Linked DNA regions of Homo sapiens: region 1 is linked to region 2. A link is a contact called in ENCODE Hi-C data. All regions are on one chromosome and are shown on one strand. The core of a region is the stretch at or near the end of the contact, and the rest is flanking DNA. Distances in the headings are between cores, read along the strand shown. Region 1 holds the start of RBM11 (RNA binding motif protein 11). Region 2 overlaps LIPI (lipase I).

Region 1 (5,621 bases), core at 3,011-5,510, 100 kb after region 2:
TGTAAGAACTGCACCTCTCTAACAAAGATATAAATAAGCCACATCATTTCAGAATATGGGAAGAAAGATAATGTGTCATACATCCTAGAACAAATTTTTCCTAACAAATTTTACTTAATAAATTAAAATACAAATCTTTCCTCCTTCACTTATAATTTCCTTTTCTCTTTGTGCTTTCAATGTGGCATTATAATATGACTCTTGCACATTTACTTTCATCTTTATGAGTTCATACTGAAAAATACTGGCATATCAGGCAGTATAATATAGAGTTTCAAAATTAAAAATCATGCTTCTTCATTATCATGTATTTTGCCTACTGCCAATATGAGAAAGATGAGGTTATTAATGTTCATTGCATTAAATAGGAAAATATTGGGGGATGACAAAGTTACAAAATGCCAATAGTTTAGTAAGACAATCTATTTGAGCACTTGTTTAGTCCTCCTTGGATATAAAAAATGATTGTAAGTAGCTTACATACACACTTACAATGTAAACATTAACTCAAAGGGGATGTTCATGATGATGATGTGATGATGATGATGAAGATTTAAAATTTATTGAGCCCTATGTATCAGGCGTTCTTCAAGCACTTTACAAGTGAGTTAATTAGTGTTTGAGATGGAAAATCATTGTTTATCACAATATATTTTGTCACAACCTTTTATTAATTTGTCAATGTGTCAAAATGTTTAACAATCTTACCCTTTGACTCAGCAATTAAGCAACAAAGATACTTCCTACAGAAATCCAAGACACTTTCCTACAGACACATCCAAGGTCCTTTTATGTGGCAAATGGCCTACATGTGCACAAATATATGAGCAAAGACATTCATCTCACCATTCCAATAACAGTCAAAAAATGAAAGCAATATAAAATCTAACAATGAGAGATTAGTCTAATTAGGTATCTACTGTGGATTAAAACTAATGATACAGATTGATCAGTATTTATTGGTGTAAAAGGCCTTCATTACACCTTTTTCATTACAAAAAGTTTTAGAGGGCAGAGGGCAAGCTAAAAAACAGTATTATATAGCATGCTTTATTTTCCTAAAGTGTGATATATATAAATATATATATATATTTTCCTAAAGTGTGATATATATATATTTCAAAGTCTGGAAGGTTTTCCTCCAAAATAGTTATCTCTGCATGATAAATTTGTCAGTAATTTTTACTTTATTTCCTTAAATTTTAACAATATTTATTTATAATAAACATCTAATACACATAAAACAATTGAAAAACTGTATTTACTTGACAAAAATATGGTTCAGAAAAAATCAGAATAAAGACAAAATAAGTGTTTAAAAAAGTGAAGACAAAAATGAGTTCAATTTAAAAAAGCATCCAATAAAATCCCTTAATAGTAGTTGGCCAACCTCCTTTCCTTCCTTCCTTCCTTCCTTCCTTCCTTCCTTCCTTCCTTCCTTCTGTTTCAGTTGTTCATTCACTTATGCAACTTTTATTAAGTACCTATTGATTTCCAGGCACAGACTTTGTTGTTGGGGATACAAAGTAAAGACATTAATTTATTTAATCTGTATTCTTTCAATAGCTATTTATTATACACCTACAGGTGTGTCAAAGATTGTCTTAGGTACTGAAATATATTTACTCTATACTAGTTCCCAGTGAGAAGGACTTGACAGAAGTGTACCTAGGGAACTATGGAAGCACACAAGTGGAGTGGCCAGCTAATTTGGAAGGCAGAGTTCAGAGAAGCATTGCAGGACATGTTGCCTGGGCTTAACTACAAAAGAGAGTAAGAGTTGGCTGCACAGGGCCGGGCACAGTGGCTCACGCCTATAATCCCAGTACTTTGAGAGGCCAAGGCGGGTAGATCACCTGAGGTCAGGAGTTTGAGACCATCCTGGCCAACATGGTGAAACCCTGTCTCTACTAAAAGTACAAAAATTAGCCGGGCATGGTGGCACACACCTGTAATTCCAGCTACTCAGAGGCTGAGGCAGGAGAATTGCTTGAATCTGGGAGGCGGAGGTTGCAGTGAGCCGAGATTGGGCCATTGCACTCCAGCCTGGGCGACAAGAACAAAACTCCATCTCAAAAAAAAAAAAGTTGGCTGGGCAAAAGAAGATAAAGAAATGAGCTCTAATTATACATATATAGACATACAGAGGTATACATGTATATATACATATATTTTCATTTATTATATGTTCATTCAGCTAGGGACATCAGACATCCTGATATAAATGAAGAAAGGCTAGCTCTTTATAGAGTGTTACATGTATTTAACCCATTAAAACCTGATATATGACTAATGGTACAGTAAATACTGAAAGTGAAGTGAATTATTTTTAACCTACTACTAGATTTATTACCATGCATGCATTCAATATGAGTTAAGAAACAGAACATGCTTACATTAGAAAAATGATATATTGAGATCATATTCTGAAAAAATTGCTAACTACAGAAGCTGACTTTCAGAGTTTATAATATTAACTAAGTATTCTAGAATTATAAGCACTATAAACTTATGTACGGCCAGAAGAGGATATTATAACACCAAAATTATGCACATTTGTAGACAAAGAAGGATGCAAATTTCAATAGAACAATATAATATGAACATTAATTACAAGTGTAGTTAAAGGTTTGTAGCATACGCACTCATATACATGCAATGGTTTAAACTGAAACCTGAAGATACAGCTTGCATATAAGAAGTGTCTGAGGGGAATTCAAGGAGGAAATATGTTGCTTTGATGAGATTTATGAAGTAAATGAATACAAATAAATCAAGAGGTCTACACATAACAGAGACTTGCAAGTATCCATTCATTTGATCAACATATATTTATTTGCCTACAATATGAGTGTTTCCTTAACTCCTTCTTACTGTACCGCAACTCTACTGATGATAGAGGAAAGAAAAAGGAAAAAAAAAAATGGAGACAGGACTTATATCAGTTGAAGGTAACTACTGAAGTTACTAGCATTTATATTATATTTGTGAGGGTAGAAAGGCTGTCTCTCCCAAAGTATAAGCTTTAGGAGGTCAGACTTTTATATTTCCCTTTGTTTTCCAAGAATTAAGCATTCAGAAAATACCTATTAAATGAAGTAACTATATTTAGTCCAATCCATTCCTTAAGAAACAGAATCCGAATTCCAAAGAGAAATTACTTGTTCAAAGTAATAAAACTATGTAATGTCAGAGATCAATTAGAAATTAGGATTTCCTAAAATGTGTACCTTTTCATTAGAAAAGATGACTTTTTTTGGTCCATCAACCAGATAAAAGCATGCTTCCTCAATTCAAAATGAAATTTTATCACGATGCCAAACTAAAGGTCAAATAATGTTCTGATCACCTATATGATATTCATGAGATGATCTCAAGGTCCTATGTAGACGTATGGTAGCTTCAGAAAGGAAGCCAAGTTAACAGTTGACAGCTGATTTATCAAAGTATTGAGATTCTAAGTTTTCTTTCTCCTTTCTTGTAATTTTATTGTTCATAAGACTTTTATTAAAAACAAAAATTATCCCCAAGAAAGAACTAAGCCTTTAGCCTGGTACACCATATACAAAGTATAGCCCTGAAACAAAGTACAGCCGTTGGATCCTGACACAAACCCTAGCTGCCATCCTCAAAAATTCTGGCTTAGACACAAAACTGGCTCACTCTCACCAGTATATCCCTTGGTATTTGCTTTCTCAAGTTCCTTTTGGAGTCCACTTAAAACCTCTGCGACCAGTTTCAAAAACTCATCTAGGGAGCACTTTCTAGGAAAATAAACTTTAATTCTAGTTTTCTGTTGTATCCACATCCATGCAAACATCGATTCTTTCAAAAATTATTTATAGTTTAATATCTTCATGATTTGTTCATTTATTCTTTGGACCCAAAGAAATGTATCTCCCCGCATTTGCCTGGGAGCTTCTGCAATGAAGTTACCACAATTTAAATCATCTCTACAGTGACTTTATTTAAAATGTTGATTGAATAAATCCAAAATCAATTAATGTGCCAGAAAAAAAGGAAGCCACCCCACTAGCTAAAGAGTAAAGCCCTTTCTGCATTCATCTTTCTTACTCTCACCCACTCTCCCACCGCCCAGCCCTACGCCAGGCGAGGGAGCAGTGCGGTGGGCGGTACCCCAAGTCCGCTGGGGGCGTGGCCCTGGAGCCATGCCTCGCCCCCAGCGCGCGCTCCCGGCGCCGGCCCCGCCCCCTCACCCAGGCGGCGCCGTAAAGCCGGAGAAGGGGCGGGGTCTCAGCTCCTACTTCATTCTACGGCCGAGACCGGAGGATGTTCCCTGCTCAGGAGGAGGCCGACAGGACCGTGTTTGTTGGGAATTTAGAGGCCCGAGTTCGGGAAGAGATTCTGTACGAGCTGTTCCTTCAGGTACCGTCTCTGGGAAGGGGCGGCGGAGGGGCGGAGCACGTCGGGCCGGAAACATAGCGCGCACCTGGACCACCCGGAGCCCGGCCCCCTTCCGTCCCATCCTGAGCAGGGGTTTTAATTTCGTTTCCTCTTGGCGCACCTGTCTCCAGGTGAGCGGCTGGGGAGTGAAATGAGGGCGCGTTCCCCATCCCCATCCGCGCTGCAGAGTCCTGGGGTTGGGCAGGGACGTGGTTCCTTCAACCCCCGTTTCTGATTAAGGGCTTCCCAGAGGCTGCCTGGGCCTCGGGTGTGCGCGGGCAGAACCGAAAACAGCCTGGTCACTGTTCTCCGTCAAGTAGTAAGCACGCCTGACATCCCCCAAAAGGAGAGGGGTCGCTTTTATAATGTTTCCTTTTACACCTTGCTCCTTCCTTCAAGCCCTTTTATGCGGACAGTATTTTTATTCCAGCATGAAAAGTGAGATTTGAGATGATTTGGCAGCCAACTTACCGTGACTGTGACCAGGTGATTCCCTGGACAAGGCCCTTTAATTCATACCAAGAGGACCTTCGGAAACTTTGAGATCTGGTACCTCTAGGATTAAGCCTGCTGTGTCCTGTATACACGCTCACTTATCGTATTGTCCTATACAGCTAGGTATCACTTGCCAAAAAGATACACTCATTCAGCCATTCCCCTAACCGTGTAATGATCCGGAATTACGGGGCAAATACTGAGGGTGCTGGGAAAACAAATTGACGAGACATCCTTTTATCTTCCTAACAGGGAGAACTTAAAATTACAATGTTTACGATAATCTATAAAAAGAGAAGGGACATAGATAGAAAAGTGGTTCCGCGTGCGAACTCTGAGGTCAGCAGTGTGACTCTGAGCCTGTCAATGAATTCCTCAGTGCTTCAGTTTCCTTATATGTCAAAAGAGAGTAGTAGTATCTGCAGTATAATGTGGCTATCGGAATATGTGGCCTAATGGTAAAATGGCTACAGCTGAGTCTAGCACTCGCTGTTTGCTACCGCTACTACTGCTAATGGTACTGCTGTTATTATTAGTAATAATACTAACATCAAGAGAAATCAATAGTTACTTTCTCCTATCAGAATAAGGGAAAGTTCCGAGGGAGGCAATTACAGAACTAAATTTTCAGGATTGAATGGGTCAAAGGGGTCCTTTATTTGGTTGTGAAAGGACTTACTTTTGTCTCGAAACTTAACTAAAGCAACCCTCTTTTAATTGTA
Region 2 (5,985 bases), core at 3,478-5,977:
CTGATGTCAAGAAGATGTTCCTTATATTTTCTTCTAGCAAGTTTATAGTTTCAAGCCTTAGATTTTAGTCTTTAGTCCATTTGGAGTTGAATTTTTTGTATAAGGTGTGACATAAAGGTCTAATTTTATTCTTTGGCATGTGACTATACAGTTTTTCCAACACCATTTATTTTCATTTTGTTTTGTTTTTTTAAAATAGATTCAGGGGGTACATGTGCAGGTTTGTTACAAGAATATATTGTGTAGTGATGAAGTTTGGGCTTCCTGTGTACCCAATCACCCGAATAGTGAATGTTGTACTCAATAGGTAATTTTTCAATTCGCATCCCTCTCCCACACTAATCTCTTTTAGAATCCTGGTATTGATTATTTCCCTCTGTATTTCCATGGTTACCCACTCCAACACTATTTATTGAAGAGACTGTCCTTTCTCCATTGTGTGCTCTTGGAACCTTTGTTGAAAATTAATTTTTAAATGGGTGAATTTATTTTATTTCTAGGCTCTCTGTTCTGTTCCATTGGTCCATGTCTCTGTTTTTATGCCAGTATTATACTACTTTGGTTACTATAGCTTTCTAATATATTTTGAAGTTATTTGGTGTGATGTCTCTAGCTTTGTTCTTTTTGCTCAAAATTGCTTTAGCTATTTAAAGTATTTTGTGGTTTCATACAAATTTTAAGGTTTTTTTTCTATTTCAATGGAGAATGTCATTGGTATTTTGATAGAGATTTCATTAAATCTGTAGATCCCTTTGGTTGTTATGGACATTTTTAACAATATTAACCCCTCCAAGCTACAAACATGGGATATCTTTCATTTATTTGTGTCTTCTTCAATTTATTTCATCAATGTTTTACAGTTTTCTGTGTAAGAATTGTTTACCTTTTTGATTAAATTTATTCCTAGGTATTTTATCATTTTATAGCTATTGTAAATACAATTGTGTTCTTATTTTTCAGATACTTTGCTATATTGCATTTTCAAAGCTATCTTTGAGAATGTTATATTAATATTTATACATATTCATGCATTTTGTTTTTAAAAATGGAATCATACTCTTATAAGACATCATGCTTTTCTCACCAGGCAATATATTATGAATCTTTTCATAAATATAAATAAGCATTTAAAATATATTAAAAAAGAAAAACTACTAATTCTTGTATATTGATTTTGTTTCCTGCAATGTAACTTATTCCTAATATTCTTTTAAAATGTTACTTGGATAAGGTTTCCAGCAATAACACAGGGAAAAGAATAGTGCCTATTTCCACCTGCCATGTGAGAAAACCCAATTCATAGTCCACTCGATAAGGCACATAGAAGGGTCTTCTCTAAGTAGTGGGAATCATTACACCTAGACTGAGCACTTATCCAAGCTAGCTTAATAAATTTTGAAAGCAGGACCTGAAAGGTTTAACCCCAGTAACATAACAGTATTTTGAGAATAGAATTTAAGAGCATTTGTAGGAATACAAAAATATAGAACATTCAATAAGATAAAATTCACAGCATCTGTGATCTAATTGAGAATTACTAAGCATTGTGAAGCTGGAAAATGGACCCATATGAGGTGAAAAATCAACCAATTGAAACTAACCCAGAACTAGCACAAATGTGAGACTCAGCAGATAAATGCATTAAAACAGTTATTATACCTTTATTTCAGATCTTCAAAAGTGAAGTGGAGACATGAGAGATATAAAGAGGTGAGAACTACGATGTTTGAGATGAATAATACACTTATGAGATTAAAAGCAGATTAGATATTGCAGAAAAAATCAGTGAACTTGATAACATAGCAACAGAAACTATTCAAAATAAAATGCAAAGAGAAAATAGAATTTTAAAATTACCAAAGCTATCATCACACTGTTGTACTATCAAATATTAGATCTTACTTCAAGTAGCCAAAAATACTTAAAATTGGAATCCTCAGAGGAGAAGTAGTAGAGGAACACAGAAAAAAAATCTCAAAAAAATAGCTGGAAATTTAGATGAAACTTGATGAAAACTATAAACCCACTGTATTAGTCTGTTCTCACACTGCTATAAAGAACTGCCCAAGACTGGGTAATTTATAAAGGAAAGAGGTGTAATTGACTCACAGTTCAGCATGGCTTGGAAGGCCTCAGGAAACTTAACAATCATGGCAGAAGGCACATCTTCACAGGGCAGAAGGAGAGAGAATGAGTGCCCAGCGAAGGGGAAGCCCCTTAAAAAACTTTCAGATCTTGGCCGGGCTCAGTGGCTCACACCTGTAATCCCAACACCTTGGGAGGCCAAGGCAGGTGGATCATGAGGTCAGCAGATTGAGACCATCCTGGCTAACATGGTGAAACCCTGTCTCTACAAAAAATTAGCCAGGCGTGGTGGCATGCACCTGTAGTCCCAGCTACTTGGGAGGGTGAGGCAGGAGAATCACTTCAACCCGGGAGGCAGAGGTTGCAGCAAGCCAAGATCATGCCACTGCACTCCAGCCTGGGCAACAGGGCAAGACTCTGTCTCAAAAAAAAAAAAAAAAGTTCTGATCTCATGGGAACTAACTATCACAGGAACAGGATGGGGGAACCACCACAATGAATCAATTATTCAATTATCTCCACCAGGTCCCTCTCATGACATGTGGGGATTATGGGAACTACAATCAGACCCACCCAAAATGGCTACAGGCCTGTTTTGAAGATTATTGTAAGACTCCAGTGGCTCTAACAAAACAAGGGACCATAGAAAAGACCCACAAAGTGCAGGCCCAGGAGAAAGAGCAGCAAGGAAAACAGGAAAAACCTGTCCTACAGGCCCTGCCAGAGGAGCTAGAGACTCCACCCCCTTATGTTCCAATTTACCCTTCTCTGGCAAGGCTTAGGCAGGAAGCCACTCCAGCAGCTGCCTCTGGAGGGTCGGACTCAGAGGAGAGTATCCCCGAAACTTCAACATGTAGGGAAGAGCCATGACCACTGCCCGATAAATCAAAGAGGAACTCCAGGATAAGGTTGGCGGTCTTTGGTCAGGACATGCCTGAGTCATGCAGATTCCCCTCAGAGAAACTAGATTTGGGTGGGGACATCGCCAAACCATGTCACCCACAGGTCCAAGAAAGCCAACAAACTTCAAAATACAAGAAGTATGAAGAAAATTACAGCATGGTACATCATAATCAAATTGCTCAAAATCAGTGACAAAGAGAAAAATCTTAAAACCAGCCAAGAAGAAAAGTAGATTATCTTTGGGGCAACAAAGAAAGGATAGCAACATATTTCTCTTTAGGTTCAGTGCATGGTAGAAGATGGCAAAACAACATCCTTAAAGAATTGATAGACCAGCCTGACCAACATGGTGGTGAAGAAGGAATTCATGAATTTTACAAGTATAATCAAAGACAACCAAGACATTTTTACTTTTTCCTTCAAAAGCTTAGTATAGCAACCTCCGCACCCCGCTCCCCACCCCCCATAGTCTAAGTTAGAGAAGAATACTAACTACCTGTTTTTCCTTCTGTGCTCAGCAAGCCTTACCTACTTGCTAATTTCATATTCCTTGAGGCTCAGCGAGTTCCTGCTTCACCTCCCTAGTGCAGCTGCAAAGTTACAAGGTTGATACAGAAACATAGTTTCCCAGGGATGTGGAACATATAGCATAAATAAATGTAAAAGACTGATCAACTGCCTTTTTTCTCGCTTCTGTAAGTAGGCTTCCTGCATCACATAGCTCCCGGCCACTGACAGCTTAAAAGGTGGCTGCTTTCTTTGTCCGGGGCTCAGACTTTTCTGGACACTAGTCCAACTGAGCCAGGTGATCACCTTTTAATAAAGACCTTTCCTGAACTCTGTTCGATCTCTCTTATCTCTGATTGCCCCACAACATTTCTGGGGGCTCATCTGGGATTGGAGATTGTAGGTTTCTGTCTCCTTTGCCTATGGGTTAGAGCCCCAGGACGTGGGAGATTTGGGACTCTTGGCACCACTGAGTAACACAGCCCAGAAGGAGAACGGTTTTCCCGTGTCTTGGAGCCTTCCCTTGACAGTGCAAACGGAACCGACTCAGGAGTTGCAGGAGAGTCACAGAGCAGTGCGCAGGCAGACTACTGAACCAAGGTAAGGTTGGTCCCTAGGGAAGCCTGTCCCATAAGGACAGAAGGGGAGCTTGATCACCTCCCAGGGAACGACCACTTATCCAACCCAGAGTAGCTGGGTGCAGCAGGAGTGGCTTGCCAATTTTGATGAACCTCGTGTCCCCACTCACACTGGAAAAAGGGAGAAAATGGGCTGGAAGAGTGGCAAGTGCAGCAAGGTAGAGCTTGCTGGCAGGGTGACAAGAGTGGTTTGCCACCCCAACTGGGAGTGTGTGGGAGTGTGTGGGTGTGTGTGAACCTACCTGGGACACAAGAGAGACTCATTTCACCTGATGAGGAGTCCTGGGGTAGGAGTGGTGTGTGTATGTGTGTGAATGTGGGAGCCTAACTAGGCTCATCTGGGACATGAGAGAGGCTCGTTTCATCTGATGAGGAGTCCTAGGGCAGGGGAGGTGTGTGACAGTGTGTGAAAGAGATGGTCTCAGGAGAGGCCAATGTGGGGAGTGATGTGGGGAGGTGCAGATCTCTTAGTGCAGACTGTGTCCTCCGAGGCGAGTGTGGGATGAGCCAGACCTAGGTCAGTGCGTAAGGCCGACAGGATTAGTTTCATAGCTTCACAGCAGTAGTTGGGTGTGACCTGGCCAAGCAGCACCCAAACCTCCTGTAATAGGACCCGGTCTGGTGAATCTGAGAGTGAAAGTGAGAGTGAAAGTGTGCTGTGAGGGAGGAAATTGGAGAAAAAGCATTGAAGCCGACTCCATTAGAATGTATGTTGAAGAACTTTAAGAAAGGCTTTGATGGTGATTATGGAATGAAGTTAAGACCGCAGAGGCTAAGAACCCTTTTTGAAATTGACTGGCCCTCTAATGTAGGGTGGCCAGCTGAGGGAACCATAGATATGGAAATAATTGGCCAAGTGTTTTGGGTGGTCACTGGGGTCAGACAACAGCCTGGGTACCCTGATCAGTTCCCATACATAGACTCCTGGCTGAACGTGATTCAGACCCGTCCAAAATGGCTACAGGCCTGCTTTGAAGATTATTGTAAGACTCTAGTGGCTCGAACAAAACAAAGAACAATAGAAAAGACCCACAAAGTGCAGGCCCAGGAGAAAGAGTAGCAAGGACAACAGGAAAAGCCTGTCCTACAGGCCCCGCCAGAGGAGCTAGAGACTCCATCCCCTTATGTTCTAATTTATCCATCTCTGGCAAGGCTTAGGCGGGAAGCCACTCCAGCAGCTGCCTCCAGAGGGTTGGACTCAGAGGAGAGTACCCCCCAAACTTCACCACATAAGGAAGAGCCAGGCCCACTGCTTGATAAATCAAAGGAGGAACTCCAGGATGAGGTTGGCCGTCCCTGGTCAGGACACACCCAAGCCATGCAGATGCCCCTCAGAGAAACTAGAGGACAGATCTATTTAGATGCACAAAATGAGGTTCAAGGAGGAGAACAGCTTTATCTTTATAAGCCCTTCTCTACTACAGACATTTTCAACTGTAAACAGCATACTCCCTCCTATACGGAAAAACCCCAGGCTCTTATTGACCTAATGCTGTCCATCTTCTTAACTCACAGCCCAACCTGGGCTGACCTGCAAGCAGCTCCTTCTGTCACTGTTCAATACAGAAGAACGCTGCAGAGTAATACAAGTGGCTAATCAGTGGCTAGAAAGCAACACCCCAGTAGGCATGGCAGATGTCAAAGAGTATGCACAACAGACTTTACCAATAGAAACTGATCCAGGCTGGGACTGAAATCAGGCCCAAGGGCTGCTAAACTTTCTGAGATACTGAGAGGCTCTGATACAAGGAATAAAGGCTGGAGGGAAAAAGGCAACAAACACTGGAAAGGTTTCAGAGGTTCATTAGAAACCAGATGAAAGCCCCAGTGAGTTCTAAGAGAGGCCTTGTGA

What was found. A loop is a pair of places that touch in the nucleus more often than their neighbours do. Pooled maps may share reads with other maps.
Region 1: a loop to region 2 is called in a map of B cell, with 2.1 times the contacts of the local background. The contact joins the promoter of RBM11 here to the enhancer-like site in region 2. A Hi-C loop is called at or near these places in 1 of 168 maps with a recorded cell type or tissue (B cell), 2 of 37 single-sample maps with no recorded cell type and 3 of 50 pooled maps.

What each region holds. Positions count from the first base shown.
Region 1 is chr21:14,211,897-14,217,517 of GRCh38, forward strand. It overlaps RBM11 (RNA binding motif protein 11), which reads left to right and starts at 4,261. Exons shown (of 5, transcript NM_144770.5): 1 at 4,261-4,386. The coding sequence starts at 4,291. RefSeq lists a silencer at 4,078-4,307.
Region 2 is chr21:14,111,669-14,117,653 of GRCh38, forward strand. All of the region lies in intron 9 of LIPI (lipase I), which reads right to left. It also overlaps the pseudogene ERLEC1P1. Among named protein-coding and RNA genes, the nearest start is that of LIPI, 96 kb to the right of the region's middle. RefSeq lists an enhancer at 4,722-4,871. Within about 2 kb of position 4,728, at least 2 of the 41 ENCODE cell types and tissues checked have a DNase peak (open chromatin) inside an H3K27ac peak, as active enhancers do; they include B cell, where a contact is called at or near this core.